Regions from separate parts of the Homo sapiens genome. Here region 1 is linked to region 2. Evidence: chromatin loops called from intact Hi-C (ENCODE). Cell type or tissue: endothelial cell of umbilical vein. All regions are shown on one strand. Each heading gives the region's core, and the rest is flanking DNA. Links, peaks and the distances in the headings are about the cores only.

The links. Hi-C counts contacts between places; a loop is a spot of excess contacts. Peaks named below come from ENCODE experiments on the same cell type or tissue, not always from the same donor. Only the 100,000 strongest peaks of a DNase experiment are listed, where the experiment ranks them.
Region 1: a loop joins it to region 2, with 2.6 times the contacts of the local background. A loop is called at or near these places in 2 of 110 quality-filtered maps.

The regions. Positions count from the first base shown.
Region 1 is chr20:5,343,314-5,359,699 of GRCh38, reverse strand. It overlaps the pseudogene RNA5-8SP7. Among named protein-coding and RNA genes, the nearest start is that of PROKR2, 35 kb to the right of the region's middle. In endothelial cell of umbilical vein, for the core only: no CTCF peak of the experiment used is centred there; a DNase peak (open chromatin) is centred at 10,049.
Region 2 is chr20:5,387,103-5,403,488 of GRCh38, reverse strand. No RefSeq gene overlaps it. Among named protein-coding and RNA genes, the nearest start is that of LINC00658, 50 kb to the left of the region's middle. RefSeq lists a silencer at 3,007-3,307 and an enhancer at 6,434-7,633. In endothelial cell of umbilical vein, for the core only: no CTCF peak of the experiment used is centred there; no DNase peak of the experiment used is centred there.

The sequences.
Region 1 (16,386 bases), core at 6,939-11,938, 45 kb after region 2:
AATAGGATTAGTGCTCTCACAAAAAAGGCCTAAGAGCTTGTTGCCCCTTCCACCATATGAGAACACCACAAGAAGGCACCATCTATGAAGCAAAGAGTAAGCCCTCTCTAGAGCTGGTGCCTGGAACTTGGACTTCCCAGCCTCTAGAATTCTAAGAAATAAATTTCTGTTGTTTATAAGTTACCTAGTCTAAACTCTTCTGTTATAGCAGCCCAAATAGACTAAGACACAAACCCACCCAAATATTGTTAAGTTGACAGACATCTCAATATTTTCATCCTAAGTTTAAATGGTTGAAAAACAATACAATTTCTGGCATATTGAAAATATGGATAGTTAAATAAAAGTGTTATACTTTTATAACCAATATCTATCTGTTCTTTTCTTTTTTTTTTTGAGATGGAGTCTCTCTGTGTCGCCCAGGCTGGAGTGCAGTGGTACGATCTTGGCTCACTGCAAGCTCCGCCTCCCAGGTTCATGCCATTCTCCTGCCTCAGCCTCCTGAGTAGATGGGACTACAGGCACCCACCACCACACCCGGCTAATTTTTTTGTATTTTTAGTAGAGTCAGGTTTTCACTGTGTTAGCCAGGATGGTCTCAATCTCCTGACCTCGCGATCTGTCCGCCTCAGCCTCCCAAAGTGCTGGGATTACAAGCATGAGCCACCACACCCGGCCTCCCTATCTGTTCTTTAATCCATCCAGGGCACCACTGCCTTGTCTGTCCTTTGATTAAAACATCACTTGCCATCCTCTAAAGAACTCACCTCTCTCTGCCAAGCTATCTTGTAAGAAATAACTACACACATGAGTAGATAAATATTTGCTCTTTATCTGAAGCCAAACTTTGTGTCTTCTGATACATTCCCCTTCACTCACAATCAAAAAAACATTTGGCAGTCCATTGATAATGTATTCACATTGATGTCAGTCCATGACTATGCTTCTGAAACCTCTACCAGTACATTTCGAGCATTTTGGACATGTTGCGAAGTGCTCATTCAATTCTTTGCCCGATTTTCTGTTTGGGTGCCCAGTGTTTTCTTATCAATTTGCAGAAGTTCCTTCTCTATCCTGGCTATGAGTTATTTGACAGACATGAATATTGCAAATATTATTTTCCACTATGAGGCTCAACTTTTCACTCTCTAAATAGTCTTTTGGTAAACAGAAATTCTGAATTTTAACGCAGTCCAAATTTTCAATTAGTATCCTCTTTAAGAAAGCTTTTGTAACCCCAAGGATATAAAGACATTCTTCTACATTTTCTCCTACAAATTTTATTGCTTTAATCTTCCACATTTAGATCAACAATTTACCTGAAATTGATCTTTGTGTAAGGTGCAGAAGGTAAAATGTAATCACCTTCCACCTGAGTGTGATGGTGCAAATCAATGCCTATTGTTACATATGATTGCTAGCGATACAACTGGGTTGACACAGCACTCTGCGCCTCTCCTGATTAAGTGTACATTGGGTATTTCAGAGCTAGAACAAGCCATAGAGGAAGTCTGTGAGTTTTTCTTTATTTGTCAGTTTCTAAAAGGAGAAACTGAGCATTGTGTAGGGGTAAGAGCCAGAAAAGGAGAACCTATTCATGGCACAACTCACCCACTTCCTAGTTTCAGCCCCAACTCTGTGAAATATAAGCTTTGCAATTAATGAGAGCAGTCCCCTTCAGAGGGCAATTTAGTCACTATCAGTGACCAATGTAGCAGTGATTGGCCACATCTCTAACCTAAGTTATTTATGTACAGACCCCCAAGCCTCACAAGAGACCCAGCCATCTCAACAATGCATGCAGCACCACCATTTTCCCTCCTTCCTCACCATTGCACTGGCAAGGACTGGAGGGATGCTCCTCTCAACTATTCTTAGGAAAAACTATAAACTTATAAATAGGATAAATTAAGAGAGCTGATGAGGGAGGAAGAGGAGTTCTAGCTTGTGAATCAGGAGACCTTGATTCTAGCCCTGCTAGCTCAATACCAGTTCTGAAACTGTAGGCAAGTCACAAGCTCCCTGAGCCTCAGCATTCTTCACTACAAAACAAAGGACTGGGCAGAAAATCTTAATGATCACTTCAATCTTGTGTGATTCTGTGAAACTCAAAATAACACTGAAGTCAAGCACAATGAAAAAAATTGTCTAAAAGGAAAGTAGACTTTTTTATTTTTATATTTTTTCTTTATTCTCAGCCCATTCTCCATAACAATTCAAAATAGGTTTTGAAGCACATCCCAAGTATTATGTATTATCATGCTGTTTCTCAAACCAGCAATCCACTTCCTATACACAATTAAAATAATAAAATTGGAGAACCACAAGGAATACCAAACTCAGTGTTTCTTTTTGATGACAAAGAAACACAGATGCGGAGAAATCATGAGCTAATTCTTGGTTGAGCCTAAGTCCTTTGACTCTGCCCCGTGCTCTTCGAACTAACCCAGCTGCCTTTATTAAACTGCATTTTCCAAATGGGCAAACAGGATGACAAAAATGTCACGTTTAAAGTTCTCTAGCTGTGTTCTGACATTTAATGAAAGGAAAGGATGATGTAAACTATGGTGTTTTTAGTCATTTGTGTGTGTGTGTCACCATGGTATTCCTGAATGCCAGAGAGTAGCATTAGCTTTGTAGCCTCCATAGCACTTCCTAGAAGAAGCCAAAGAAAATAACTTGCTGGTGGGTTTGTGGAGCCCTTCCCCAGGCCAGACTTGGAACCCACCAAAGGATTGGGGACATGTTCCCTCAAAGGTAGACTTAGAGTGAAAAGATTCACCTTGTCACCTTTTACTGGTAAAAGCTTTGGTGGGATGCTAAGGACTGTTTTAAAGAATTTTCCAGGGAAATTGGGGTGGTATACAGCCACTGGCCACATATATCAGTGAATTTCTCAGAGTGAAGGTAAGTGGTCTTATTGCAGGAAACACTGGTTTATGTCTAAAGCAATCAAGGAAAGAAATTTTGGCAGCTCACTCAGCAGAGCCATTTCTCATTGTATTAGTTTCCTATTGCTTCTGTAATAAATTACCAGACACTTACCAACTTAAAACAACATGCATTTACTCTCTTAGGGTTCTGGAGGTCAGAAATGCAAAATGATTCTTGCAAGGCTAAAATTAAGTTGTCTTCAGGGTTGTATTCCTTCTGGAATCTTCAGGGAAGGATTTGTTTCCTTACCTTTTCTAGATTCCAGAGGTTTCCTGCACTCCTTAGCCCATGGCCTCTTTCCCCATCTTCAAATTGCATCACTCCAATCTTGGGTTCCATCATCTACCTCCTTCTGACTTTTGACCCCCTCCCTCTTATAAGGACCCTTGTGATTACAGTGGGTCCACCTGGATTATGCAGGATAATATTCCCATATCAAAATCCTTAATTTAATCACACCAGCAGGTCTTTTTTGTAACCACACTTTTGCGTGGTTAACATTCACAGGCTCCAGGGATTAGGATGTAGACATCTTTGGGAGGAGGGTCGTTATTCTGTCTACTACACCCACTATACAGTCTCAGTCTTTAGAGGAAAGTGAAATATGCCACAGAAAGTCACTACAATTACTCATGTGCTTTGGAAAGTTACTCCCTCCTCTCTCAGGCTCCATTGACCCATCTGTACAATGGGCAGGTGGTAGAAGCTGCTTCTAAGGTCTCTTCTAGTTCCAGTACTCTATGGTTCTAGGCCTGTGCTCTCCAGGACAGTAGCCACCAGCCACATGTAGCTATTGAGCACCTGAAATGCAGCTAGTGCCACATGTTGAAATAATAATATTTGGGGCATATTGAATTAAATAAAGGATATTATTAAAGTTAATTTTACTATCTTGTTTTTACTTTTTAAATATAGCTACTAAAAAGTGTAAAGTGCATGTGTGACCCACTTTATATGTCCATTGAACAGCACTGTTGCAGACCACCTGACCCAACCTTTATGACAGGAGTTTGAACATCTCGCCCAAGGGTAACAAACACATCATGTAGGGCACAACTCCCCCTCCGCTTCTGTGGCAGACAACACTTATCAACCTTACTCTTCCCCGCGTATCTGGATATGGCCTTCGGAATCCTCCTCAACACAGTGCTGGGGATAGTCACTAGCAATTAACTGGAATTAACACTCATATTATTTAAGACTCATTTTGTTGCTCTAACAGAAAACCCAATCCAAGGAAAAAATTTGGCTCATGTTATAAGAATTCTGAGTGGATCTGGCTTCAGGCACACACAGACCAGGCTTGCCCTCCTTCACTGACATCTTCCATGTCAGCTTCATTCTCAAGTTTCACTTGAGGGTTCCTGGCTACTCCTGGACCCCACTCTTATGACACCAAATCCCTCAAAAGACAGTCTGTTTTCTCCATGGCTCAAACAAAAGTCCTGGGTTGGATCTGGTTGGCTGCCCTGCTTGACCTGATTTGGGTCACTCTTTGGTTGTAGAGGTGGGGGAAAGTGAACCAGTCACTGTGGCCGGGGTGATAGCATTTACCAGTCAAATTACCCTCTGGATTTGAAAGTGGAGTGAACTTTCCAGAAAACACATGGCCTGAGAGTGGGGAAGGGAAGCCCCAAACAAAAGTTTGTAAGTGCTGTTGTCACAGGAAGCGGTAGTGGATGTCCATGTTGAAATCTCATTGCTGCTTCCTTCACACTCAGAGGCCAGTTATTCATGAAATGGAGCATGATGTTGCTAGATAACTCTGTTAGAAAAATCTTCCTTATCTTGAACCAAAGTCCACAACCCTATAAAAATGGCACACTCACCTTTGTCTACACATAGAACAATGTGGAATATGTTTATGTCCCCTGAATGTTCCTCCAGTAATACATTCCACAGCTATTTACTGAATGTCTACTCTTGAGGGCTTAGGGATCCAGAGGCAGACAACAGATGAAGTTCCTGTTGTTGAAGAGGTTATACCCCAGAGGCAAGAGAGAGAAAATGAACAAGCAAGGACAAAAATAAGCAAGAAAACAAACCACTGTTGGCTGCATTCCCAATTTGTATATTCCTATATTGTACAGTCTTGATATAAGGGTGTTTCCCAGTGCTGGCCTCCTCTGCCTCCTTCTGCATAGACAGGGTCCAGTATGTACCCTTAGACAGTAGGATGCTTACTTGTCTAGGACTTGAGCAAGTACCACAAACATGGAGGGGATATTGGGAGACCTTGGTGGCATTTGTAGGAGGCATTTCCTGGGTCCTGACCATGCCTACACTTCCCTTACTTTCTACCCAATCTTCCACCCCAGTCTCTAATTTTAACCCCTACTTGTGCAAGCCCAAATTCCCTTTCAATTAATGTCACTTTGGTTTAAGACAGCCAGCAGTAGTTTCTGCTGGTTGAAGTAAAATTCCCTGACTGGTACAATAAAATTATTTCCTGTGTGAGTCACCTTTTCTCTAGACTATACTGTGTTAGTGTCGTCAGACTTTCCTTGAATGAGTTGTTTTCCAAATCACTCTCCATCTCACCCTCTGATCATTATATTGTGGAACTCACAAACAGCCCCCACACTTCTCCTCTTTGGTTGTAGGGGTGGGGAAAAGATATGAACACAGAATTTTAAATTAAAATTATTTTTTTAATTAAATTTAATTTTAATTTTTTAAATTTAATTAAATTTTAATTTAAAATTCTGTGTTCATATCTTCCCCCACCACTACAAAAGTAAGCAATTAACTTATTTGCTTATTGTATAAGCAATTAATTAATTTAATTTACATTTACATTTAAATTTTAAATTCTGTGTTTGTGTCTTCCCCCCCGCCCCACAACCGAAGAGGGGAAATGTGGGGGCCGTTTCTGAGTTATATCCACATTATAATGATCAGAGGGTGAGGTGGAGAATGATCTGGAAAACAACTGATTCAAAGAAAGGCTGAAGACACTAACAGTACAGTCTAGAGAAAAGGTGACTCACACAGGAAATATTTTATTTTTCTACTATTTGTTCTGGAACATATGCATTATGCAGGCAATAGGAAAGTGTTTATATTTTACTTTTTAAAAAATGTTATTTTAATCAATCTATACTCAGTGATTCTATCCTATTCTGATAGAAACATGGAAAAGTGGGGCTAAGCCTCTTTGAGGACAGCAACAGATTGTAAAATTTTCCTTGTATTTCTCTGATAAACCACTGCATAATAATTGTGTTTTGGCTATACTTGTCTCCTGAAATATGTTTAGTGTGGTTTGAAAAAGATTAGACACACAAAAAATTATTGGCTCACAGACCTAGGGTTGAGCAGTTCAGATCTTGAGGGATGAAGATGCAGAGGCCTCCTTGACAGTGACACTGTGTCTCTGGAATACAAGCTTTGCACATCATACTTTATTTTCTGGGACATTGTCCCCAGCCCAGCATGTCCCCTGCTAAAGCCACCTCCTCCTGCCATTCCTGGCTTAGCTGGATCTTTCTCTGTAGCTTCAGTACCCTGCTACATACCTCTCAACGCCATGCATTTCCCCTTCAAGATGATTCAGTATCTGTCCTTGTTCATCACCATGAGAGTAGAGAGAGTGTTGATCACAGCCAAATCCCCAACATCTAGCTATGTGCCTGGCAAGTGGCAGGCTCTCAAAACCTAGTGCACTGAGTTGAATTGGTAGAGAAAGATGTAAAGAAGAAAATCCACAGATTTTTCCAGAACATATGCATTATGCAAGCAATAGGTATGTCTTTATATTTTACTTTTTAAAAAATTATATTTTAGGCTGGGCGCAGTGGCTCACACCTGATATCTCAGCACTTTGGGAGGCCGAGGCGGGCGGATCACGAGGTCAGGACATCGAGACCATCCTGGCTAACACGGTGAAACCCCGTCTCTACTAAAAATACAAAAAAAAAAATTAGCTGGGCCTGGTGGTGGGCGCCTGTAGTCCCAGCTACTCGGGAGGCTGAGGCAGGAGAATGGCGTGAACCCGGGAGGCGGAGCTTGCAGTGAGCCGAGATCGCGCCTCTGCACTCCAGCCTGGGCGACAGAGCAAGACTCCGTCTCAAATAATAATAATAATAATAATAATAAAATGATATTTTAATCAAACTCTACTCGATATGATTTGGCTCTGTGTCCTCACCCAAATCTCATCTTGAATTGTACTCCCATAATTCCCACGTGTTATGGGAGGGACCTGATGAGACATAATTTGAATCATGGGGGCAGTTTCCTCCATACTGTTCTCGTGGTAGTGAATAAGTCTCATGAGATCTGACGGTTTTATCAGGGGTTTCCACCTTTGCATCTTCCTCATTTTTCTCTTGCTGCCCCCATGTAAAAGTGCCTTTCACCTCCCGCCATGATTCTGAGGCCTCCACAGCCATGTGGAACTATAAGTCCAATTAAACCTCTTTTTCTTCCTAGTCTCGGGTATGTCTTTATCAGCAGCATGAAAATGGACTAATACAATACTCCAGTCTGAATATGCTGTAGGAGAAACAGTGAAGGAGGCCAGATTGGAATGCTCAAGCTTTCCAGTGTGAGCCTACCTCGCTTTGGAAAACAGCTTGAGCTGCTTTAGGTCCTCAGGCTCCCATCACTTCCCGACCCTCTCCACGGAGACCAGCTCTCTGCTAGACTTTCACCTTGTCCCTGGAAAAAGCCCAGAACTCCAAGTTCACAGCCAAGCTTTTTCACTAACCCAGCATACAGCCTTCGGGAGGTCACTTTAGCCTCTGTGGGCTTCATTTCACTTACCGTCAAATAGGCAGATTGTACAAAAGGACCTTGAATATTCCTTTCACCCCAAAACCCAGGAATCTAATTAGGATAGAGTTGCAGTGGGATTTTCCCATTAAACCCCAATCTGTGTAATGAAAATAAGACCAGGCCCTGCAACTGTCAGAGGGGAGCATTATTCTTTCCTAAACTACCCTGTCAATTATAACAGCAGAGGGGCTGCACCATGCCATGTGGGGTTTGAATAAATGCGGATCATGTTGGGTTTTTCTGTTGTTGTTTCTCCTTTGTGTTACTTATCTAAAATTCAGGTTAAGCCAGGCATATGTAATAAGTATTTGTGCTTTCTGGAAAGCAGCTGTAATGATTTGTGAATGTCTTCGTTGTAAGTTCAAAGCATCTCCTAGAGGCTCATTTTACTCAATAAAATCACTTCCTCTAAAAGCTCTGCCCATGTATTTACCACCTTATGGAGAACAAATAATCACACAGACATTTTCTCTTTTATGAAATTCCAAACATGATTTAAGAGGGTCCTCTAGGGGAAAAAAATGGTGAAACCGGTATTTTTTTAAAAAACAATCTGGGGAAGTCATTCATTAATTAAAAACTAAATTACACTGACAAAACTTTACCCTAAAACACTACCAAGATGTATTTTAAAGCACTTCATAAACTCCTAATCATTTGCAACTGTTAGCACTCTGTTCCAAGTGAGGTTTTAGAAATTAATCCACACAACCACACGGGTCACTAACGTTCCTCATCTCATGCACTGAAAGCAAGAGATGGACCAAAACCTCAAATTATAGGCTGTAAAAAAAAAATGCTGTAGGAAAATCACATCAGGATTCAAACACTTTACGACACCCACCAATACTTTTAAAAATTTGTATGGAAGTATAATAGCATACAGACAGAAAAGTGCAAAAATGGTAAGCTTACAGCTTGATATGTTTTTTACAAAAAGAACACACCACTGTCATAAGCATTCACAGCAAGCAACAGAACACTACAAATGCCCGCTACACCCCCCATCTGTCTCCTTCCAGGAAGTACCCTCTCCTGTGTGACTTCTCAACAAGGTGATAGAGAAAGATTCTGAAGAAGCACATCTAAGGCCAGGCGCAGTGGTTCATGCCTGTAATCCCAACACTTTGGGAGGCTGAGGCAGGCAGATCACTTGAGGTCAGGAGTTCAAGACCAGCCTGGCCATCATAGTGAAAATCTGTCTCTACTGAAAATACAAAAAAAAAAAAAAAATAGCCGGGCACTGTGGCGTGTGCCTATAATCCCAGTTACTAGGGAGGCTGAGGCAGGAGAATCGTTTCAACGTGGGAGGTGGAGGTTGCAGTGAGCCGAGCCACTGCGTTCCAGCCTGGGCAACAGAAAGAGACTCCATCTCCAAAAAAAAAAAAAAAGAAAAAAGTACATCTAAGCTGAGAATGGCAGGGTGATTGGAAATCTAGACAGGGAAGAGCTGAGGGGACAGGGTGGAGAGGGGGAAATATCCCAGGGAGACGCAGCAACATGTGGAAAGCCTGACTTCTCAAAACATAGGTTATTTTTGCCTGTTTTTATATTTTATACAAATGAAATCATACAGCATGAACTCGTTTGTGTCTGGCTTCTTTCATTCAACATTGGGTCTGCAGCTGTAAATCATTCATCTCCCTTGCTATCTTCCAGTGTGTGAATGTACCACAATTTGTTTATCCATTCTGCTGTTGTGGGCATACGGGTCATTTTCAGTTTGGGATCATTACAAATAGAGCATCCCCACCAGTGTTATTACCAATAGATTAGAATGACATGCCCAGGTCCTTTGCCCAGTAGTTCTGAAGACGAGAGAATCAATAGCGTAAAAACAATAGAGAAGGGCAGCGGTTTTCAGATGTTAGTGGGCACCAGACCCATCTGCTGGGTTTGTTGCAGTACAGATTGCCGGGCCTCGAGAGAATCTGATTTGGCAGGTCTACAGTGGGGTCTGAGTATCTGCATTTCTAACAAGTTTCCCGGAGATGCTGAAGCTGCTTGTGCAGACACCACACTCTGAGAACCACTGAACCAGAGATACTTGCAAAGCTTTGCCTTGGTGGTACCAAGTATTACTGAAATCATACCAACTATGATGAATGGCACAGGTAGCGTCCAGCAATCCCTAACATCCAGACTCATTTTCAAAATCTCTCCAGCTTCACAGAGCTCTTACACAGAAAATTATTTCTGCCTTCCATCAGGGAAGATCATTCAGGCTGCAAGAAACAGAGACCCCCGTCTCCTTCAGGTTCCCTCAAGTGATTCAACTTGTATAAGGATAAACAGGAGTAAGGAAGCTCAGGAAATGACACTGGAGCTACTCAGCCAGGCCTTAGACAGTTGTGCTTGTCAAACTTAGTGAGCAAATGAATCATCTGGGGATCTGGAGTCAGGAAGTGGAAGGCGGGGCCTAATATTCTGCATTTCTAATGAGCTCCCAGGTGATGCTAATGCTGCCAGTCCACAGATCACACAGTGTAACAAGGTTGTAGAGAATGGAGTATCCTTCATCCCTGTTGCCGACACCGCAGCAGCACCGGGTCTCTGTTGGTCACCTTGAGAATCCTATAGCAACCCAAGAAGTCTTCCAGGCTCAGACTGAACACCTGCATTTCTGCTTTTCTCCGTAGCTCCTCCCCCACTTCCCCACCACTGACTTCTCTGCCCCAGACCTCGCTCTCACCCATGGCTTCTCCTCCTTTGGGCTTTTCCCCACTGCCTTCTCTCCATTTCTCTGCCCCTCAACTGTCTGCTAATATTGTGTGATACTTTACATTCTAATTTTCCAATAGAGAAGATCTGATTGAGTCACGTTGGGCAGAGTTATTGAACTGTAAAGGCGGGTCATACCTACCTTTGGGTTACGTGCCAATCACTGGCCTCATTAGGTGTAGCCTGGGAAAGGTGGGTCTGGGGTACAAGAATAATGACCTGTATCAATGGTTCACAGCCTTGGCTACACATTAGAATTACCCGAGGGCATTAAAAAATGCCCAGCCCAAGGCTGAAACCATGGAAATTTGATTTCTGTTCATCTAGGGTGGAGGCCCAGGCATTGGTATTTTCCAAGAGCTCCTCGAGTATTTCTAAGTAATAGCCAGTGTCACTGACCGTATTAGGTTCCAAAGGCTGCTGCAACAAAGTACCACCAACCGGGTGGCTTAAAACAACAGAAATTTCTTCTCATGGTTCTGGAGGCTAGAAGTCCAAAATCAAGGTGTTAGCAGGGTCATGCTCCCTCCAAAGCCACTGTAGGAGGAGACTTCCTTGCCTCGTCCAGCTACTGGTAGAACCAGGCATTCTTTGTTTGTGGCCATACAACTCCAATCTGTCTCTATCTTCACTTGGCCATCTGCCCTCTGTGTATGTGCCTGTGTCCAAATTTCTCTCTTCTTATAAGAACACAGTCATATTGGATTAGGGCCCACTCTGGTGATCTTATTTTAACTTGATTACACCTGCAAAGACCTTACTTCCAAGTAAGACCACATTCATGGGTACTGGAGGTTAGGACTTCAGCATATCTTTTAGGGGTACACACTTCAATCCACTGATCTTTATGTGGGAACCTCTCAGGAGGGGGCTATGGCTTAGGTGGTCATGTCAAGAGTGTTCTAAAGGGGACCGTGTAGGAGACCATCACCTTGCATGACCCTCCCACATGATTCCTTCCCACATTTCCTCTGACCTACCCCAAAAATTATGCTACCTTGGGAACTGGTAGTCTTAGTTTTCCTGCCCAATTTTGAGAGAGTCACTCATTCCACCCACAGTAACCTCAATGCTCAAGAAAACAAAACTCATAACCTTGGCATCCACATTTTGGAAGGTGGTTACTCCCACCACCCTAATTTATTCTCAGACCTATTTACAAAATTGCAAAGAGACAGCATTTTGCTATCGTATAATTAACATCACAGAGTCTGTAAGAAAATCACAACTCTTTGAAATACCAGAAAAAATAGATCAAGCCAAAACAAAATTGTTATGACCAGAAAAACCTGGCAGGTTTGTCGGGTTTGTTCCATAAATGATAGGACTTTACAGTTCGTGGGGGATTGCGTGCTCCCTCCACTAATATAAAAACATAAACATGGGCAAATTCTTCATGTCATTGACACTTCGATGTTGACATTCAAGGCATTTGTAAATTATCTGAGAGGTAAAAGAATGTTCAGATATTCTCTGAGGACTGCATGAATAATACTTCAAGTGTAAGTACAATTACTACTCCCCATTTTTAAGTTTCAGTGATGTAAGTAGTTCTCCAAAGCTGATTCCAAAAGTCTAAGAGTGATTTTGGTTTAGAGGTGGCTGGGCCACAAGAGTACCCAGTTGCCACAAAATTAGCATTTACAGGACAAAAAAGCAAGTTTTAGCTGTGGTTCTGGCCAAACAACACACTCTACATGTTCAGTGGTTACTAAGCAATCTGGTCCTGTGTATACCGCCCATCGCCTTTAGGGAGACCTTGTAACATTGTGGTCATCTGAGCACACCCGGGAGTAAGACAGACCCGTCTCAGCTTAGCGGTTCATGAGCTGTGTGTCCTCGGTCACATCACTCACTGCCTCTGAGCCTCGGTGTCCTCAGTTGGAAACTGAGAATCACACTGCCTCCCTCATAGCGCTCTTTTGAGTATGAATTTTAACAATGAAACAAAGTGCTTAGCAGTGGCTACCACAAAATAGACATCTAATAAATATTACTGCTCTTATGGACTGATAGACTGTGTCCCACCCCCAAAATTTATATGTTGAAATCCTAACTCCCAATGTGGTGGTATTAGGAGGTGGGGCCTTTGGGAGGTGATTATATCATAAGGATAGAACCCACATGAATGGGATTAGTGCCCTTATAAGAAAAGCTGCTTACAAGAAGAGACCCTGATAAAAAAGCACTTGCTTCCCCTCTCTCTGCTCTCCACTGAGGGAGGGCACAGAAAAAAGACAGCCATCTGCAAACCAGGAAGCAGGCCCTCAGCAGACACTCGACTTGCTGGCACCTTGATCTTGGGCTTCCCAGACAGCTGAACTCTAAGAAATAAATTTCTGTTGTTTAGGCCACCCAGTATATGGTATTCCATTATGGCAGCCTGAACTGACTAAGGCAGCTGTTAATCGGCTGTCATCATCACTGAGGTAGCAGTCTCCATTTGTTCACATAATCTATGTCTGTACATGGACAGTGTATCCAATTATCTGAGAAGGCCCCATGTTCCCCATTCTTTCTTCCTGAACCAGAGTTCTGTTTTTGCTCTCTGTGATGAATTTCTAACACTTTTTCATATATCAAAATCAAGCAACCAGTAGGCCATGAATTTCTTATGTCTTGTAATGTACTAGGACCTGTGAGAAGTACAAAGAAATGGAGGCCACCATCAGGGCCTCAAAGAGTTTACAATCTTGTATGATCAGAGCACGAAAGAGGGATGGGTATATCCAACTAAGGACCAAAAGAGATTACACAGAAAAGGAGTTATTTAAGTTGAACTTTGGAGGAGTTGGGGAAGGGTAGGTTTGGTGGGAAGGACATTCCAGACAGCGGAAACAGCATAGGTAAAAGCCCAGGTTATAGAAAACAGAAACAGCAGCCTTAAACCAAAGGAAGTAGAAAGGAAGATAATTCAAAAACAGGAAAAATAGTGCAAAAATATTATTAATATTTGAAGAGAGAACAGCTAAGGATTTCTCAGCATTGAATAGGGACTGAAATCCACAAATTAAAATATTCTCATAAGGATTCAGTAAAGTAAGTCTGGTTTTTTTAAAAAGGTTTACACATACATGTATCACGGTGAAACATCAAAACAAAAGAATATCTGAGTGGTGGATCACCTGGCTGGTGTGTCGATGAATGAAGGACTCAGCTAGCTGTGAGAATTAATGTAAATGGCAGGATATCTTGATCACCAACACTTTAAAGACACTTGCAGCCCTGGGCTTCTCCTAGGGATTTTTTTTAAAGGATAAAGATAGAAACCAAAAGTAATTACAGTGGAAACCAGAGAAGCTATAACGGATCAAGAATAAGACTGACTCAGGTGTGTCTTTAGCAACCTGGCTGTAAAAGACATGTGTGTAATAAACATATTCACAGAGCTAAAAAAAAACTTTGAATCAAAGTGAAATATTGTACAAATGGCTTCATTTTGACCATCTGACCCTTTGCCAACTCTCGATTTTTTTTCTTGACAGAGAATTCAACCAAAGAGTGGATATGAATCCATTCATGACTCCCTCTCAGGGTGAAACACTTGACTCTCCAGCTATCAAATGTGGTGTCTGGTTGACTTCATGTCTGACAAAGTGCTGAATGTGGTCTTCTGAGAGAATCCTCTAACTTCTGTCTCTGTGCCATCCAAAGATGCAGATTCACCCAAAAGAGCAGCCAAATATTGACTGCCATTCCCACTGTGTATTGTGAGTTGGAAATCTCTAATTTTAGAATGACCAAGAAAAGAAATTAATAGGATATGATGGCACAACTTCTCTATCTTTGAGCCTTGACCAGACTGCATAACACATCATCTCAGTGAGTGAAACAATTATTATTTTTTTTTAAAAAAAAAAAGCATCATGCCCTTGTTATATTAAGATTATATTGAGTCATTTCTTCTTAATTTACCTAAAATCACTGGTCCTCTGGAGTAATGGTATCTAATAAATGATCCACAAATGACAAAAACAAAAAACTACTGACTTAGGGAATGAAGTCTAAATTCCTTAAGGTACCAGGAGGTGAGATGTCCTCTTTGTATTAGCTTTCACTGCCATGCTCTGCCTCTTACCCAACTCTGCAGCCTCACCTATGGTTCCCAGGATGTGCCATGCTGTATTATAGTTCCATACCAGTGGTCACCAGCCTACTCATTCCCTTCCTTTCCCTTCCCTAGGCCACCAACTTATCATTCAAAACCAGTTAAGAGTCACCTCCTCTACCTAGTTTTGCTGACATGCAAAACCTGAGGGAAATGGATTCCCTCAGCTCAGGGCCACTTGTGTTCAGATCAAAATGGCAGGCAGTTACCATACATGCTTTCTGCTCGAAGGCAATGGTTACTTAGTCACATTTAGAGCATTCTTATACCTGTGTAAAAGATTTAAGCTTGGCTTGAGGAAACAGCTCCCACAAAGGTGTCTTCTCTGGGCACTTCCCCTACAGCAAGAATTTTAATACCCTGCTGTAGGTGGGGACAAGCTATTTTGTTTGACTGGCATTATACTGTGTTGATTAAAACAATGAGTGATTAAGAAAGAAAAAAATGTCATTATTTTGGCTCAGAATAATCAGCAGTGATTTGCTTGGTGATGAGTAAGTTCTATTACCATATGTTTATTGGGTAATTTTTAAACTCCCTTTATAATTGAAATTCTTCAGAAAAAAAAAGTATGTACACTTCCAAGCCCTTAACATACTTCTATTGAAATAATTATTTTCTAACACAATTTTTATAATCCAAGTCATCTTAGGAAACCAGCTCTCATGTTATGGCAGAAAAGATTAGGTGGGCAAGAATGTGGAGTGTTGCAGTCTGGGCCAGCAGAGAGGATGCAAAGATAGTACTCACTCTGAGGGCATAAATAAGGCCAGTGAATCTTTAAAACAATCTGCTTAAACTCCCAGAAACACTAGATGGTTATGAGCTTTATTTCTAGAAACTTCTAGTTCTCCACTGATGAGATGTGGAAAGGGGGGTAGATTTCATGACAACAATTTGGGTGATCACCATTTGGTACCCACCACAGTCAGGTTTCCCATCGTTTGTCTCCTGCTTAGAGGGTTGTAGCAAGGAATTTACTGCAAGTGAGTCCAACGAAGCTCACTTTTCACTAGTTCCTTAAATTGAACATGGAGCACTAGAGAGGACAGATAGCTCTGTTACCCTCTGGCCACATAAAAGAAGAGTGGGAGTTTCCCAAAGATAGATGGCAACGCTACTCAGAAGCCACATAAAGAGTTGGATGGTGGGTGCAAGAAGCCCCTAAAGTAGCAGCAGCCCAGCTTTGGAAATTCACCATGAGAGCCTAGTGGATAGGAAGAGGAATGATTCAGCATCAGGGGCCCAGAAGCCCAGCTGGGTCTGGCTTTGGAAGGCACCATAAGGAGGGAGGAAAAGTTTTTCCACTTTTTTTATTGTGGTAAAATACACACAACACAAAATTTATCTTAACCACTTTAAAGTGTCCAGTTTAGTGGTATTAAGTACATTCAAATTGTTTTCCATCACCACCATCTATGTCCAAAACACACTGCCTTGCAAAACTCAAACTCTATGCCCACTGAACAATAACTCTTCGTTTTCTCCTTCCCCCAGCTCCTGGAAACCACCATTTTACTTTCTGTCCCTAGGATTTTGACTGAGTACCTCATATAAGTGGACTCATACAGTATTTGTCTTTTTCTGACTGGCTTATTTGCCTGGCTTGATGTCTTTCTGGTTTATCCATGTTGTAGCATATGACAGAATGTCCTCCGTATTCAAAAATGAATAATATTCCATTATACATATCCACATTTTTGCTTACCCATTCATCTGTGGATGGGCACTTAGGTTGCTTCTTTGTTTTGGCTATAGTGAAAAATGTTGCTATGAACATGGGTGTACAAATGTCTCTTTAAGACCCTGCTTTCAGTTCTTTTGACTATATACCTAGAAGTGTA
Region 2 (16,386 bases), core at 5,973-10,972:
CACAGCCCCAGGACACTGCTCCTCACTTTCCAGCCACTCCAGCTCCAGCTCCAGCTGTGGATCAAAGGAGCCCAGGCAGAGCTCAAGCTGCCACTTTGGAGAATGCAAACCATAAGCCTTGGCAGCTTCCATGTGGTGTTAAGCCTGTGGGTGAGCAGAGTGCAAGAGTGAATGCTTGGCAGCCTCCACCTATTTTCAGAGGTTGTGAGAAATCCTGGGTGCCCAGGGAGACGCCTGCTGTGGACCTCCCACAGAGAACCTCTACTAGGACAGTGTGGAGTGGAAATGTGGGATTGGAGCCCACACACAGAGTCCCCACTGGGGCACTGCCTAGAGGAGCTGTGAAAACGGGATTCCACTAGGCAGTGCCCCAGTGGGCTCTCTACTCCACTGCCCTCTAGTGGGGACTAGCTCTACTGCTGTCCAGACTCCGGAATGGTAGATCCACTGGCAACTTGTACTCTGCACCTAGAAAAGCTTCAGGCACTCAAAAACCTGTGAGAACACCTGTGGGGGCTGAAGCCTGCAAAGCTACAGAGGCAGAGCTGCCCAAGACCCTGGGAGCCCACCTTTTGCACCAGTGTGCCTTAGATGTGGGATATGCAGTCAAAGGAGATTATTTTGAAGTTTTAATATTTAATGACTGCACTGCTGGGCCTTGAACTTTCATGGGGCCTGTAGCCCGTTTCTTTTGACTAACTTCTCTCTTTTGGAAATGAGCATGTTTACCCAATACCTATACCCCCTTTGTATCTTGGGAGTAACTAACTTTTTTATCTTACAGGATCGTAGGTGAAAAGGACTTGCCTTGTCTCAGATGAGACTTCGGGCTTTGGAGTTAATGCTGGAACAAGTTAAGACTTTAGAGGACTGTTGGGAAGCATGATTGTATTCTTTGATGTGAGAAGGACATGAAATTTGGAAAGGGCCTGGGGCAGAATGGTATAGTTTTGATATTTGTCCCCACCCAAATCTCATGTTGAATTGCAATCTCCAAAGGTGGAGCTGGGGCCTGGTGGGAGGTCTTTGGGTCATGGGGGCTTGGTGCTGTCTTCATGATAGTGAGGAAGCTCTCATGAGATTTGGCCATTTAAAAGTGCATGGTACCCACCAACTCAACCACCGCTTTCTCTCTTGCTTGCTCCTCTGGCCATGTGACATGCCTGCTCTCTCTTCACCTTCTGCCAGAATTGTAAGCTTCCTGAGGCCACCCTAGAAGCCAAGCAGATGCTAGCAGCATGCTTCTTCTGCAGAGCTATGATCCAATTAAAACTTTTTCCTTTATAAATTACCCAGTCTCAGGTATTTCTTTATAGCAATACAAGAATTGTCTAATACAATGTCATTTATATAGGTTTTTTTTTTTTATCACTTTGTCTCAAGTATGAAACTGAAAAGCATCAATGTCTGAGCCACCTTGCATGTCTCCAGGACATCTCAGAATTTCTAGTAAAGGGTGCTCAATGAATAGCCACTAAAGAGAATTATTTCTGAAAAAGATTAAGAAGGTTTCACAGAAGAAATTATGCCTAAACAGTGTTTTGAAAGAGTGGATTTCAGAGAAAGACATAACAGTTTGGATAAAAGCCCAGAGGCATGAAAGTATAACATGGTTGAGAAACTATAAGTACTTTGAGCTATAAGTCCTTGGCCAGAAGTTCCAAGTAGCTTGTGGGGGGCTGGTGGGGGGGGGGTGGGAATGGATGGTCCCTAGAGGCCTTCAAGGGTAATAGCATCTAAGTGAATTAAGCCCAAATCCTCAGTTTTGGCAACACCTCAGAATTAATCCCAGACAGGCTGACTTGCACTAACAAAGCTAATTTAATATGAAGGGATAAAATCAGAATGCCAGTTTCTTAATTAACAAGGAGAAATAAACATGTCAGGCAGAAAAGAATGCTTGTGTCAACACAACCAGTACATTCTCTCTCTGTACATGGATTTACATATGAAACCAATTTATGAACAGAATAATGCTGAGAGAGGATAAGATTTGAAACAAGGGAGTTGGGATTTGAATGCTTAATGATATCAAGCCCCGATCAGGGTCCCAGCAGGAAACAGATGGCACACTCAAATTGGATAACTATGGGGACAGTTCAGTACACTATTACTACCACTAGGTCAGAAGAAGTGAGGGAAAGAGTGGCAACTGGAAATCAGAGAAAGAGAGCTGTAGGAGAAACCATAGTGAAGAAGCTGCGGCCTTAAGTCAGGACAGCCAGCATGGAATGGAGCAGGAGGTATCAATAGTCCAAACTGACTCTCATCTCCCCCTTTTATCTCCTGCTGTGTTTTCCATTAACTAAAGCCAATGCAAAGCCACATGGCAAGGGAACCCATGGATGCAGTTTATTCGTGCCAGCCTCCCAAGACCAGAGAAGGAATGGAGGGGCCAATTGAGAACAGCTAGCACATTACATTGATCTAACAGAGTTGCATTTGGGGCAAACCTCCCTGAGCAATGCTCACATGGACATTGCCAGTTCTTCCTTGTTGCAAACTCACGTTCTTCCCAGCTACTGATGGCTCTCCCCTTTGTGAACAACACATATTCTTCACAAACTTCTTTAAACAGGAACATGATCTTTTCTCTGCCTGGACTTGGTTTGGCTCACACAGACAGGCTTTTTTCACTTTTCCTGTTTCTGGCCCTGGAACTATTTTATCTCTAAGGAGCTTTTCATATATATCGTTCTCATCCATTTTGGGTTGCTATTTATAGTTTAACTGGCAGAGTTAAACTCTACCTGTTGCCCACTTTAATGACCTTGAATTAAGTTCTGTATGCATCAGGGGTGGAAGTTGATAATTGCAGACACTGAGTAGCAAGACATCTGAGAGAAAATAGTTAGGGAAATTGTTGCAGTGGCAATGAGAATGGAGAGGAGAAATTGGTTTTAAAAGCTATTTAGGAAGTAGGGATGCCAAGACTTAGGGAATATAAGAGGAAGAAAAGGGCGTCTGAAAGAAAATGAATTTCATTTGAGACTGCAAAGTTTGAGGGGCCTGAAGATCACTTAGGAAAAGACCCACCCCTCTCCCAGTAGCTGTTTTTGTTCATGGTTCAGGCTATCCAGTGTTTCTAGAAAGTTAACCTTTCAGCACCACAGCTGAGGACAGCTCCAGTCAGGACTCTCATCAAGTAAACCAGTGACATTAAGGGTGCTGGACAACTCTTTGGAGGATCATATCTATACCCTTGGGGTACACTAAGAAGCATAATTGTTCAACTATATTCTTTCCTTGATTTTTTTTTCTTTGCTGGCACAAGTTAACTTGTTCCCTCACCTTAGGGCTTACTTGGGGGATTATACATACAGCTCATCACTCTGCAAAATTATCATGGATGTAAACTAGGTAAATATGCAAACTAGACTGTACTATAAGCTGGAAGATTACAATTTCCACATAATGAATAACTGTGTAATTCTCACTGGGCAGGCTCCAAGAAAGAATAAGAAATGGTCTTCATCCTCGTGGAGCTTACAATCTAGTTGGATGCACAAGAAAATCACACACTAAAATGATAATTATATAGAATAGCATTGGCATTCTGAGGAGAGAGAGAGAGACCAATGTTGGGGAAGGCTTGAAAGAGGAAGTTTGTAGGACACATAAACTTTGGTTATGCTGGAAAGGGAGGGAAAGGCCCTCTAAATGAGGGGAAGAGTCTGGGCAAAGGCATGGAAATAGGGATGCTCCATGCGTTGGAGACATAGGAAGGTGGGGCATGTCAGTGAATATGCATCTATAATAACATCATAGAGGAGATGCTGTAGAAACCGTAGTAATAAAAATGTGAGGCTGTCCATGGCCTTTGGCTCATCTCACTCTAAATCGTAATCAGGGTATCTCCCCTGCCAGGTAATTATCTCACCTTAAATTGGACTCGGAGGAAAAAAAAAGCAAGGCTAGTACAATACAGGCTGAAGACAAGGGTTTTGAGGTTACCTTATTCACTGTTAAAAGCATTGTGAGGGCCTGCTACAAACAAGAATCCATGTATACCAAGATGGATGTCATTGAGTGCTTTCATATTTCTTTTATCCATTTGATTGTTAAAATACCTTTGTAAGGTGGACAGAAGGGAGAAGATTGTGTGTAAGTGTCCAGAGAAGAAAGCTGAGCACAGAGTTCAGACGGCTTCATTAAGGCCAGGTGGTTATTGAGGAAGAAAGTCAATACCATCATCCGAGTCTCTTTCTCCTTGGGGTGCAATTGGCGCCAACTTTCTCAAGCAACCCTGAGCCTGCCTAGAGAGTGATGGATGACCAAGAGAATGAGAAATGAGAAATGGTATCTACTGAACACTAATACATCATATATTTAGGAAGCACCTACTGTCCTAGGTGTTGTCCTCATTCCACTGTGAATGAGGGGCCATGGTCCTGGTTTTATACAGTTCACTTTAGACTTTAGTGACTCTGTCCTGACTGTTAATCCATACAGTGATAGATCCTTGCAAAGACTTCCCTACATAGTGGGGGCACTGGAATGTGGGACAGTCACACAAGCTTATGGCCACCACTTTCCTGTTTTGCTCATTGCAATAAGCCAATTTGATGAGACCTGAAGGGAAGTCATCTCATATCCTACACTCTAATTGACTTGACCCACAATGTAGGTGTCTATATAGACTGGTTCCCAAACTGAACTAATGAAATGTTTAAAGAAGGCTGGACATATGAGATTCCCTCTTTTTAGGTCTACAGTCATTTGGTGAGTATGCAGCAGGTATAATTGATCCCTCAATATTCTCCATGCCTTTGTAACTCAGTCTTATTTCCCAGTCCTTCCTTTTTAGTTACTTAACATATTCACCCAAGAGTATTCAGGGACAGCAAAGGGAAAGAAGACATATTATCCATTCCAGCACAATGCACAGGCAGACGTGTTAACCATGTTACTTCTTGAAACGACTCTTAGTTGAGGAAGTGTTAAGGCAGAAGTCATCCCTAATATTTCCTGTTTAACGCATGACCTATATCTTGTTTCAATAGTAAATAAGTCTTTGTTAATAACAGTGAAAGAGTTGTGAGCATACATGGACTTGTCTGAAATTACAGAATTTAAAAATTAGCAATCTGAAGTCTAATCCACCACTTCAAGTTTAAAAGATTCTTCTTATTGACTTTGCCTTTATAATGTGTAGTCAGAGACAACATAAAGATACATCCTCATTTCTCAGTATATTTTTCTACATACATATGCATCCTTGAATATGTTGTATTATATACATAAGTGTCTCACTAAATTGAATCTGTAAACTTCCTAGGTCTAATGTTTTTCTTAAACATTTTTTTTTACTATGGATATGATTATAACAAACTGTCGTGTAGAAACATAGAATCCTAGGACTAGAAAAGATCTTAAATTTCATCCTCAACTTCTAATAGACATTCTAAGGTAATATTTTTAAAAATCATTTTAATAGCCCCTCTGATTTTTAACATACTTTTATCTTCCGTGGATGTGAAGACAGCAAAGTGCATTTACAGTATCTCTAATTCCTGGTCTTTGGACTGCTGTTCCCTCGCCAATCCGTGTGACCCCATACACACGAGGGATTTTTTTTTTTCATAAACATTTTCAAGAGTTTCAAGGCTCTTTTACGAAAGTCCAGGTAGGTTGCATTATCTGAGTTTCTCTAGCAACCCAGTTATTAGAATTCAATTAAAAATGAAAGTATAGGAGCAGTGGCTCAGGTAACCCATTGTTCTTAGTTGTTATTTATGGTTTATTATGACTCAGAGCAGTGGACTGCAACTCAAAGAGAGGGAGCACTTGTAGAATAAAGTCATAAACTATAGGCTTTCTGCCTAAAAATTCTATATTGCCTGTATATTCAGTGCAGTGAATCATCATGAAAATGAGTCACATGAATAGATCAACTAGTAATCACTGGAATTTTTCCTTTAACCAGCAAGGAATTATTTGGCCCTCAAGCTGGAAAATGCGGAAGAAGAAAATGATTAGAGCACTGGTTTTCAACCTTGGCTGTGCACTTGATTCATCTGGCGAGGTTTCAAAATCCTTAGTGTTCAGGCTGCACAGCAGACCCATTCATTAATCAGAATCTCTGGGAGTAGGAGCAAGTATCAGTATTTTCTAAAGCTTCCCGAGATATTCTAAATGTGCAGCCAGATTTTAAAACTACTGTCATCAAAAAACTACTGATGCCTGGGTGCCATCACAAACACTGAGTTGCAAAAGGTTTAGGGTACAGCCTGAGCACCAGGATTCCTATAGGTTCCCTAAGTGGTTTCAGTTGTGTGGCCAGGTTGGGAGCCAATTGTTTAGAGATGAGAGAGCAATGCCATGGCTGCATAAAATGAAAAGACATTCTATACATGGTGAGACCACCTTCTTGCCCATCTTCTTCTCCACCCTCTCTCCCCAGCCAGGGGAAAAATATACATTAGGAAGGAGTGGTTTGTCAGAAAGCTTTACCATACCAAGGTATTGAGGGAGAACTTTGTAACATAATTAGGGATGTGGGTAATGAAATCCATCATTTAGATCTGCTGAGGGTTTCCAACAAGCAACTACCTCTAGCAACGTGAGCTATATGTGAGTTTTAGGTTCTTGAAAAAGGGGGAAAGATTTCTCTCTGGAGTGGAAATGCCACATATCCATCAGCCTTTCCTTTCCGCTTAGAGACTTTGAGTTCATTTACCTGGCAGAAATCAGTTGCCTCTAATTCATATCAGAGGCCACCAGAAGCTGCAAAATTGGTAAGATCTAAGAAACTTAGTGTTTTTTGTTTTTTTTTTTTCTGGAAGGGGAAGAATATGAATAAGAGGGAAAGGCAAAAGAGAGAGGAAGTCGCACACAAAAAATTTTCCATTCCTGTTGGACACCTGTGGAGAGAGAGGCCATGTGTGTCATCAATTTGGTGACATATAAATATTCAAGTCGATTCCAAACTGTGTTACTCACAGGAGAGTCACAGCCAGAGAACACCCAAAAAGGTGACATTTGGGGCAAGGCTTTGGGCTTTTTTCACCTTTGATCAGAAGCAAAGCTGTAGAGATGTATAGAGCATTGGAAAACTTTTAAGCCAGTACTTAGATGTCAGAAAGTGTCACGGATTTCACAATGCGGGGAAGAAAACCTGAAAAATAAAATCATCTTCATTACATTCATCATGCTTCTTCCTCAACCTACATGGTCTCCCAAGCGATTCTAAATGTACAGCCAAATTTAATCTTGTAATACCCCCAAATTCCTATTTTAAAGCATAAAACAGAAGTTTGATCCTTGTGTGTAAACACTGCATTCTTATTTGTGTTCTCTTTGAGAGAGCATGTGGCCCAGCAGGAGGCCTCTTCTCCCTGCCTGCCCAGACAGCTGGTTTGGCCTTGGACCCAGGCAGCATTCTTGGCGAGCAGATATTTTGTGGTCTCGGTTGCTGGAATGATGAGATGGTCATGGGGGCAAAGAAGATGGAGAGAGGAGGCTGTTGTAGGAAAGTTGCACTATTACTGATTTTAAATTATACTCTTATCCGAAGATTTCTCCGTTGGCTCTTTGGTTCAAAACCAGTGGTCAGGACGGTAGCTTAAGACACTCCACCTTTCAATAATCGCCATTCTAAATGGTGTGAGATGGTATCTCATGGTGGTTTTGATTTACATTTCTCTAATGACCAATGATGATAAGCCTTTTCATACATTTGTTGGCCACATAAATGTCTTCTTCTGAGAAGTATCTGTTCATATCCTTTGCCCACTTTTTGATGGGGTTATTTGTTTTTTTTCTCGTAAATTTGTTTAAGTTCCTTGTAGATTCTGGATATTAGCCCTTTGTCAGATGAATAGATGGCAAAAATTTTCTCCCGTTCTCTAGGTTGCCTGTTCACTCTGATGATAGTTTCTTTTGTTGTGCAGAAAGCTCTTTAGTTTAATTAGATCCCATTTGTCTATTTTGCCTTTTGTTGCCGTTGCTTTTGATGTTTTAGTCATGAAGTCTTTGCCCATGCCTATGTCCCAAATTGTATTGCCTAGGTTTTCTTCTAGGGTTTGTATGGTTTTAGGTCTTATATTTAAGTCTTTAATCCACCTTGAGTTGATTTTTGTATAAGGTGTAAGGAATAGGTCCAGCTTCAGTTTTCTGCATATGGCTAGCCAGTTTTCCCAACACCATTCATTAAACAGGGAATCCTTTCCCCATTGCTTGTTTTTGTCAGGTTTGTCAAAGATCAGATGGTTGTAGATGTGTGGCATTATTTCTGAGGCCTCTATTCTTTTCCATTGGTCTATATATCTGTTTTGGTACCAGTACCATGCTATTTTGGTTACTGTAGCCTTCTAGTACAGTTTGAAATCAGGTAGTGTGATGCCTCCAGCTTTCTTCTTTTTGCTTAGGATTGTCTTGGCTATATGGGCTCTTTATTGGTTCCATATGAAATTTAAAGTAGTTTTTTCTAATTCTGTGAAGAAAGTCAATAGTAGCTTGATGGGGATAGCATTAAATCTATAAATTACTTTGGGCAGTATGGCCATTTTCACGATATTGATTCTTCCTATCCATGAGCATGGAATGTTTTTTCATTTGTTTGTGTCCTCTCTTATTTCCTTGAGCAGTGGTTTGCAGTTCTCCTTGAAGAGGTCCTTCATATCCCTTGTAAGTTGTATTCCTAGGTATTTTATTATCTTTGTAGCAATTGTGAATGGGAGTTCACTCATGATTTGGCTCTGTGTTTGTGTATTATTGCTGTATAGGAAAGCTTGTGATTTTTGCACATTGATTTTGTATCCTGAGACTTTGCTGAAGTTGCTTATCAGCTTAAGGAGATTTTGGGCTGAGATGATGAGGTTTTCTAAATATACATCATGTCATGCACAAAAAGTAAGGCAACAACAGATGCTGGAGAGGATATGGAGAAATAGGAACGCTTTTACACTGTTGATGGGAGTGTAAATTAGTTCAACCATTGTGGAAGACAGTGTGGCAATTCCTCAAGGATCTAGAACCAGAAATACCATTTGACCCAGCAATACCATTACTGGGTATATACCCAAAGGATTATAAATCATTCTACTATAAAGACACATGCAATGTATGTTTATTGTGGCACTATTCACAATAGCAAAGACTTGGAACCAACCCAAATGCCCATCAATGATAGACTGGATTAAAAAAATGTGGCATATGTACACCATGGAATACTATGCAGCCGTAAAAAAGGATGAGTTCATATCCTTTGCAGGGACATCGATAAAGCTGGAAACCATCATTCTCAGCAAACTAGCACAGGAACTGAAAACCAAACATCGCATGTTCTCACTCATAAGTGGGAACTGAACAATGAGAACACATGGACACAGGGAGAGGAACATCACACACTGGGGCCTGTCGGGAGGTGGGGGGTTAGGGGAGGGATAGCATTAGGAGAAATACCTAATGTCGGTGACAGATTGATGGGTGCAGCAAACCACCATGGCACGTGTCTACCTATGTAACAAAACTGAACATTCTGCACACGTATCCCAGAACTTAAAGTATTTTAAAAAATGTATAACAAAAAAAAGAAAGACACTCTACCTATTCTGACAGGTCTCTCCTCATCTGCTCACTCCAGTATTACTCATTAAACAGCATGAATTGTGGGGCTTCACTTCCCCTTTTGATTACCTTATTATCTGCCTTCAAAGCTAAGCCCTAATTAATGAATTCCCAGATGGGAGACTAAGCCCAGCCATTGCCAGCAAGTCCATCCCTCGGGGAATCCTTTACTTCCCATCAGAAAGGAGCAGACATTTGGCTGCTGTCCAGCCTAGGGCTTCACAATTCCAGCTTGATAAAGCCTTGGAGGGTTTCTTTCTCTCTGGGAATCCACTTCCTTAATCACCAACACTTCAGAGCTAATTACACTGATTTAATGCACCTGGCTTTCTCTTGCACTTAAACCCTCAATGGGAGAGGAAATACTCTGACCAATCAGCATTTATTGGAAAGCCATGAAACCAATGAGGCATAATCAGTTCCAGGGCTTGTGCTGGGTCAGTCGGAGCAGGAGTCACTTAAGCCCCGAGGAGAGCTTTCTACCCTCCTATTGTTAAAGGACTGCAAGCCATACTGAGAGTCTCAGTGCCAGGACATCTGTGGGCTCAGACTGCTTCCTAGTGGCTTCATATATGTGGGCCTGCTTTCCTCAGTTAACAATTGATTGAAATCTGGTGTTGTTACTGTGGGAGACCTTAGAGAGTAGTGACTGAGAGAATGAACTCTGGAGCCAGACATGCTTGGGTTTAAAATCTGCCCACAAGACTGTCTACATGTAGGCATTTGGGTGAGGTAATTTCTCTAAACTTCAGTTTTTCAGCCACCAAATGGGGGTACTACTGCCTAGCCCATACAGCATCTTAACTTCAGCTTTCCATGAGAACCACCTGGCTCTTACTACCAGGGATACTGACACGATTAGTGTGGGCTGCATCTGAGGATTAGAAGGCTTTAAATCCCCCCAAGCGCAGTCAAGGTTGAGAAACACTGTTGTGTGGGTTTATGTGAGGTAGTGCATATAAACTTGCTGCTCAAAGTGGGGTCGGTAGACTTGCATCATCGTCATTAACCAAGAACGTACTGATAGAAATGTAGACTCTCATACCCCATCCAGATATGCTGAATCAGAATATGCATTTTAGGCCAGGTATGGTAGCTCACGCTTGTAATCCCAGCACTTTGGGAGGCCGAGGTGGGAGGATCGCTTTAGCCAAGGAGATCAAGACCAGCCTGGGCAAGGTGGCAAGATCTTGTCTCTACAAAAAAAAAAAAAATTAAAAAATTAGTCAGGTGTGGTGGCACATACCTGTCGTCCCAGCTACTTGAGAAGCTGAGGTGAGAGTATTGTTTGAGCCCAGAAATTCAAGGCAGCAATGAGCTATGGTTGCACCACTGTACTCCAGCCTGGGCAACAAAACAAGATTCCATCTCTAAAAAGTAAAAAAGACTATGCATTTTAACAATGTGCCCAGGCGATGGGTGTGCATATCACAGTTTGAGAAGCATGGATAGAAAGCACCTAGCATTAGCCTAGCACACAGTAGGAGCTCATCAGGGGAGGTGGTGGTTTTGTAACTATCACTGGCGTTAAATGTAACCAGGCACTGGATAGAGGACCTGCTTGGGAAAAGCTTTGAACAGGAGCCTGCTAATTACTGGCTGAATGGACTTAGCCTTTCTGAGATTTGTTTTTCCCTCAACTATGCAGAGGGAAGAGGGAAGAATAGAAATGGCCAACACTTCTCCGTTTTTGAGAGGATGGATTGTGTTAATGAAAAGGAACTTGCTCATAAATTGTCAAACTGTAGTGTAGGACCAAAGCTGAACGGGACAGTTTCGTAGTCTTCCCCACTCCCTGAGCCCACCAAAAAGAACCCTGAAATCACCTGATTTCCCCTCCCTTCTCCTAGGGAAGAGGCGTTCTTGCTGGGAGAGAGGCAAGGTTATTCTGCATAGTGAAGGAATGGAAAGAGAACACAAGAGAGGGAGTTAAAATGGTATTGAGACTACAGGAAATTCTCCCAAACAGTGACCATGTAAAGAAAAGTGAGTAGGAAAAGAAAGATTTGTGTCAGTGTGGTGGATTTAAATCTCTTCCACACAGATTGTCTCTCTCTTGTTTTTTGTTTGTTTTGTTTTTGTTGTTGTTGTTGTTTGTTTGTTTTTTGAGACAGGGTCTCACTCTGTTGCCAAAGCTGGAGTGCACTGATGCAATCACAGCCCACTACATCCTGGACCTCCCAGGCTCAAACAGTCCTCCCACCTGTCTCCTGAGTAACTGGGACTACAGGCAAGCACCTGCATGCCCAGCTAATTTTTGTAGATTTTTAGAGATGGGGTTTTGCTATGTTACCCAGACTGGTCTTGAATTCCTGGGCTCAAATCGTCCTCCTGTCTTGGCCTCCCAAAGTGCTGGGATTACAGGAATGAGCCACCGCACCCAGCCTTGTGTCTCTTTCTTAAAATTACTTTTGTTACTACATTTAATTTTTGGAATGGGACGTTGTTCAGAGATTTTATTATGAGTTGCGTGGTTGCAAGGCATTAGTACACTTATATCCGTCAGTGTTCACCCACCAAAGACTGTCAGGAACACTTCTGTAGTCGAAGATAAAGTTAGGTTTACTGACCTTGCTGTGAAAAGGGGGGACGCACAGCAGGGAAATCACTGGGCACCTTGGGAGAAGGGACTTGGGAGTGATTTATTACAGCATTTGGGCATGTGCTGGGAATGTCTATAAGGAGAGTTTAAGAGAGCAGCAGGGTCCTGCTCAGGATCCAGCTCCATCAGGGAGGAGGGGCAAGCTCATAATTAGATATCTCAATAATTTTTATCTAGATGGTAGGCAGATTAAAGTGGGACTAGAGTTGTCATTGGTAAAGAAACAATAATTACTCAATGTTAGCCAGAAAAAAGAGATGTTTAGGAAAGTGGGGGGTTGTAGAGGGTTTGTTTTGGATGTGGTGAGAGAGTTGCCTGATGACTGCCGACATTCTGGGAGCACGGCTTTTCACAGCCTTGCTGCCAGCTGTCAACTGCAGGGCCTGTTTTATCTTCCTGAGGTCATCGTGGACATTGGTGTTCATCAGAGTGGATTAATTCTGGTCCTGGTTCATGCTCTTTCCAGGCTGAGTTCACTCATCAAAACAAAATTGTTTCCTGGATTATAAATGCAATCTAATCAGCTTTTCTTGTTTAACTTGATATGACTGCATTTTCTCAGTCCTGATGGGAAACATTTTAGGGAAAGGTTTTTCTCAAGGTGTGCAGAAACATCATTGCAATTTATTTCAATAACTTTCTCTCTCTATGCAACTATCTATTATAGAAGATTGTATGATAGGCCTTTTATAGCTCTTCATTGGGGTCAATTTGGTATACTGTGTTTTTCTAAGAAATGTATTCACTTTGTTAAGATTTTCAAATGTATTTGCTTAGAGTTGTACAAAGTAGTCGCTAATGATTTCTTAAAATTTCCTCTCTTTTGATGGTTTTTTCCCCTTGACATTTCTAATTTTGTGTTTTCTCCAATTTTTGCAAATTGGGCTAGCTATCAATTTGTCTATTTTATTTTTTCAAAAAAGTAGGTTTTTAAAATTAATAGTTTCTTTCACCTTTATTAATTTCTTCCCTCTGCTCTTTCTGTTTTGTTGTTATTTTCTTGGTTTTTAAACTTAGCTATTTATTTTATTTTTTATTTTATTGATATAGCTATATAATTTTTTCATCTGTTTACTACTTATTATTTTCAAGAAGTTCTGCAGTTTCACTTAGTATTTCTTCTTTGACCCAAGAATTTATTTAATAGTGGGTTTTTTTAAGTTTCCAACTGGGATATTATGTTTTCTAATTTTGTAATTAATTTATATCATTTGTAATCAGAATGCAATCCTTTAGAATTCATTGAAGTTTTCTTTGTGGCATGAGATACAGTCTTTATAAATGTTCCATATACAATGAAAAAAATGTTTCCTTTTTTTTCCATTATTGCAGTTAAGAGTTAGACATTTATAAGATCTACGTAATTATTGTGTTGCATAGATCATATATATTTACTGATTTTTCACCCATATGATCTGTTTGGAATTGAGCAAAGTATGTTACAGTTTTCTACTGTTAGTGTATTTTTTTCTTCTCCATATATTTCTTCTAATTTTTGCTTTATGAAGGTTAAGGTGTTACTTCGCATAACAATATTAACAATATATATTGTTAAAGTTAATATATTAATAAATTAATATATCTTTGTAGACTTTAGCCTTATAAGGTGTCTTTTTTTGTCTTTCTAAAAAACACCTTTTACTCTTAACTTCACCTTGTCAGATATCAACATTGAGACTCCCGCTATCTTTTTATTTGCATATGCCTGATGTATCTTTGTCCATTCCTTTATTTTTAACCTTTTGTATCTTTTTGGTTTTGATTTGTCTTGTATACAACATATTGTCAATTTGCTTTGTTACTCCATCTGAAAATAATTTGTGATTACATTTATTGATATGATCAATGTTTGATCTCAATTCTTTTTTATTGATACATACTATTTGTACATATTTCTGCGGTACATGTGGTATTTTCTTACATGGATAGAATGTGTAATGATCAAGTCAAGGTATTTAGGGTATCTGTCCCCTCAAGTATTTATCATTTCTCTGTGTTAGGAACATTTCAAGTCCTCTCTTCTAGCTATTTTGAAATACACAATATAGTATTGTTAACTATAGTCACCCTTCTTTGCTATTGAACATTAGAACTTATTTCCTCTATCTAACTGTATGTTTGTGCTCATTAACCAACATCTCTTCATCCTTCCTCCTCACTTCCCCTCCCCACCAGCACACACCCTTCCTAGCCTCTGGTATATATCATTCTACTCTGTACCTCCATGAAATCAACTTTTTTAGCTCTTAAATGAGTGAGAACACGCAATATTCGTCTTTCTGTGCCGGACTTATTTCACTTAACATAATGACCTCATTTCCATCCATGTTGCTGGAAATGACAAGATTTCATTCTTTTTTGTGGCTGAAGATTATTCCATTGTGTATATATACCACATTTTCATTGTCCACTCATCTATTGATGAACACTTAGGTTGATGTCACATCTTGGCTATTGTAAGTACTACTGCAATAAACATGGGGGTGTAGGTATCCCTTTGATGTACCAATTTTTTTCCCTTGGATAAATACCAAGTAGTGGGATTGGTGAATTGTTTAATAGTTCTGTGTTTTGGTTTGTTTTTTTAGAAATCTCCATACCGTTCTCCATAGTGGTTGTACTAATTTACATACCTACCAACAGTGTATAAGAGTTTCCATTTCTCCACATCCTCACCAGCATCTGTTATTTTTTGTCTTTTTAACAATAGCCATTCTAACTGGGGTAAGATGATATCTCATTGTGGTTTTGATTTGCATTTCTTTGATAATTAGCGATAAGTATTTTTTCATATACCTTTTGGCCATTTGTGTCTTCTCTTTAGAAATGCCTATTCGTGTCCTTCACCTACTTTTTAATGAGATGCTGCTGATGATGATTGTTGTTGTTTTAGTGTTAAGTTCCTTGTATACTCTGGATATTAGTCTCTTGTCAGATGAAAAGTTTGCAAATATTTTATTCTATTCAATAGGTTGTCTCTTTACTCTGTTGATTGTTCTTTTGCTGTGTGGAAGCCTTTTAGTTTAATGTAGTCTAATTTGTCTATTTTTGTTTTTGTTGTCTATGCTTTTGAGGTCTTGGTCATATTTGCCTACACCAATGTCCTGAGTGTTTCCCCTATGTTTTCTTCTAGTAGTTTTGTAGTTTGGGCTCTTATGTTAGTCTTTAATTCATCTTGAGTCAATTTTTGTATATGGTGAGATACAGGAGTACAGTTTCATTCTTCTGCATATGGAAACCTAATTTTGCCAGCACCCATAACTAAAGAGGGTATCCTTTCCCCAATGCATGTTCTTAGCACCTTTGTTGAAAATCAGTTAGCTGTAAATATGCAGGCTTATTTCTGAGTCCTCTATTCTTTTCCATTGGTCTGTGTCTGTTTTTACATCAATACCATGCTGTTCTGGTTACTACAACATTTGCATATATTTTGAAGTTAGGTAGTGTGATGCCTAGAGCTTTATTCCTTTTGCTCAGGACTGCTTTGGCTATTTGGGCTCTTTTTTGCTTCAAAACAAATTTTAGGATTGTTTTTTCTATTTCAGTGAAAAATTGGTATTTTGATAGTGATTACATTGAACCTGCAGATTGCTTTGGGCTGTCATTTTTAACAATATTAATTCTTTCAATCCATAAGCATGAGACTTCTTTTGTTTGGGTCCTCTTCTATTTTTTCATCAATGTTTTATAGTTTTCCTTGTGGGGTCTTTTACCTCCTTTATGTATTCCTAGATATTTTATTTATTTATTTTTGTAGCTATTATAGATAGGATTGTTGCTCTCTTGATTTCTTTCTCAGCTAGTTTATCACTGGTGGATAGAAACACTACTGATTTTTGTATGTTGATTTTCTATCCTACAATCTTACTTTTTTTTTTTTTTTTTTTTGAGATGGAGTCTCACTCTGCCACCAAGCTGGAGTGCAGTAGCATGATCTCGGCTCACTGCAACCTCCGCCTCCCGGGTTCAAGCAATTCTCCTGCCTCAGTTTCCCGAGTAGCTGGGACTACAGGGGTGTGCCATCACACTTGGCTAATTTTTTGTATTTTTAATAGAGACAGGGTTTCACCGTCTTAGCCAGGATGGTCTCCATCTCCTGACCTCGTGATCTGCCTGCCTCAGCCTCCCAAAGTGTTGGGATTACAGGCATGAGCTACTGCACCTGGCCAACCTTACTAATTTTTAAACTCAGATCTAACAGTTTTTTTGGTGGA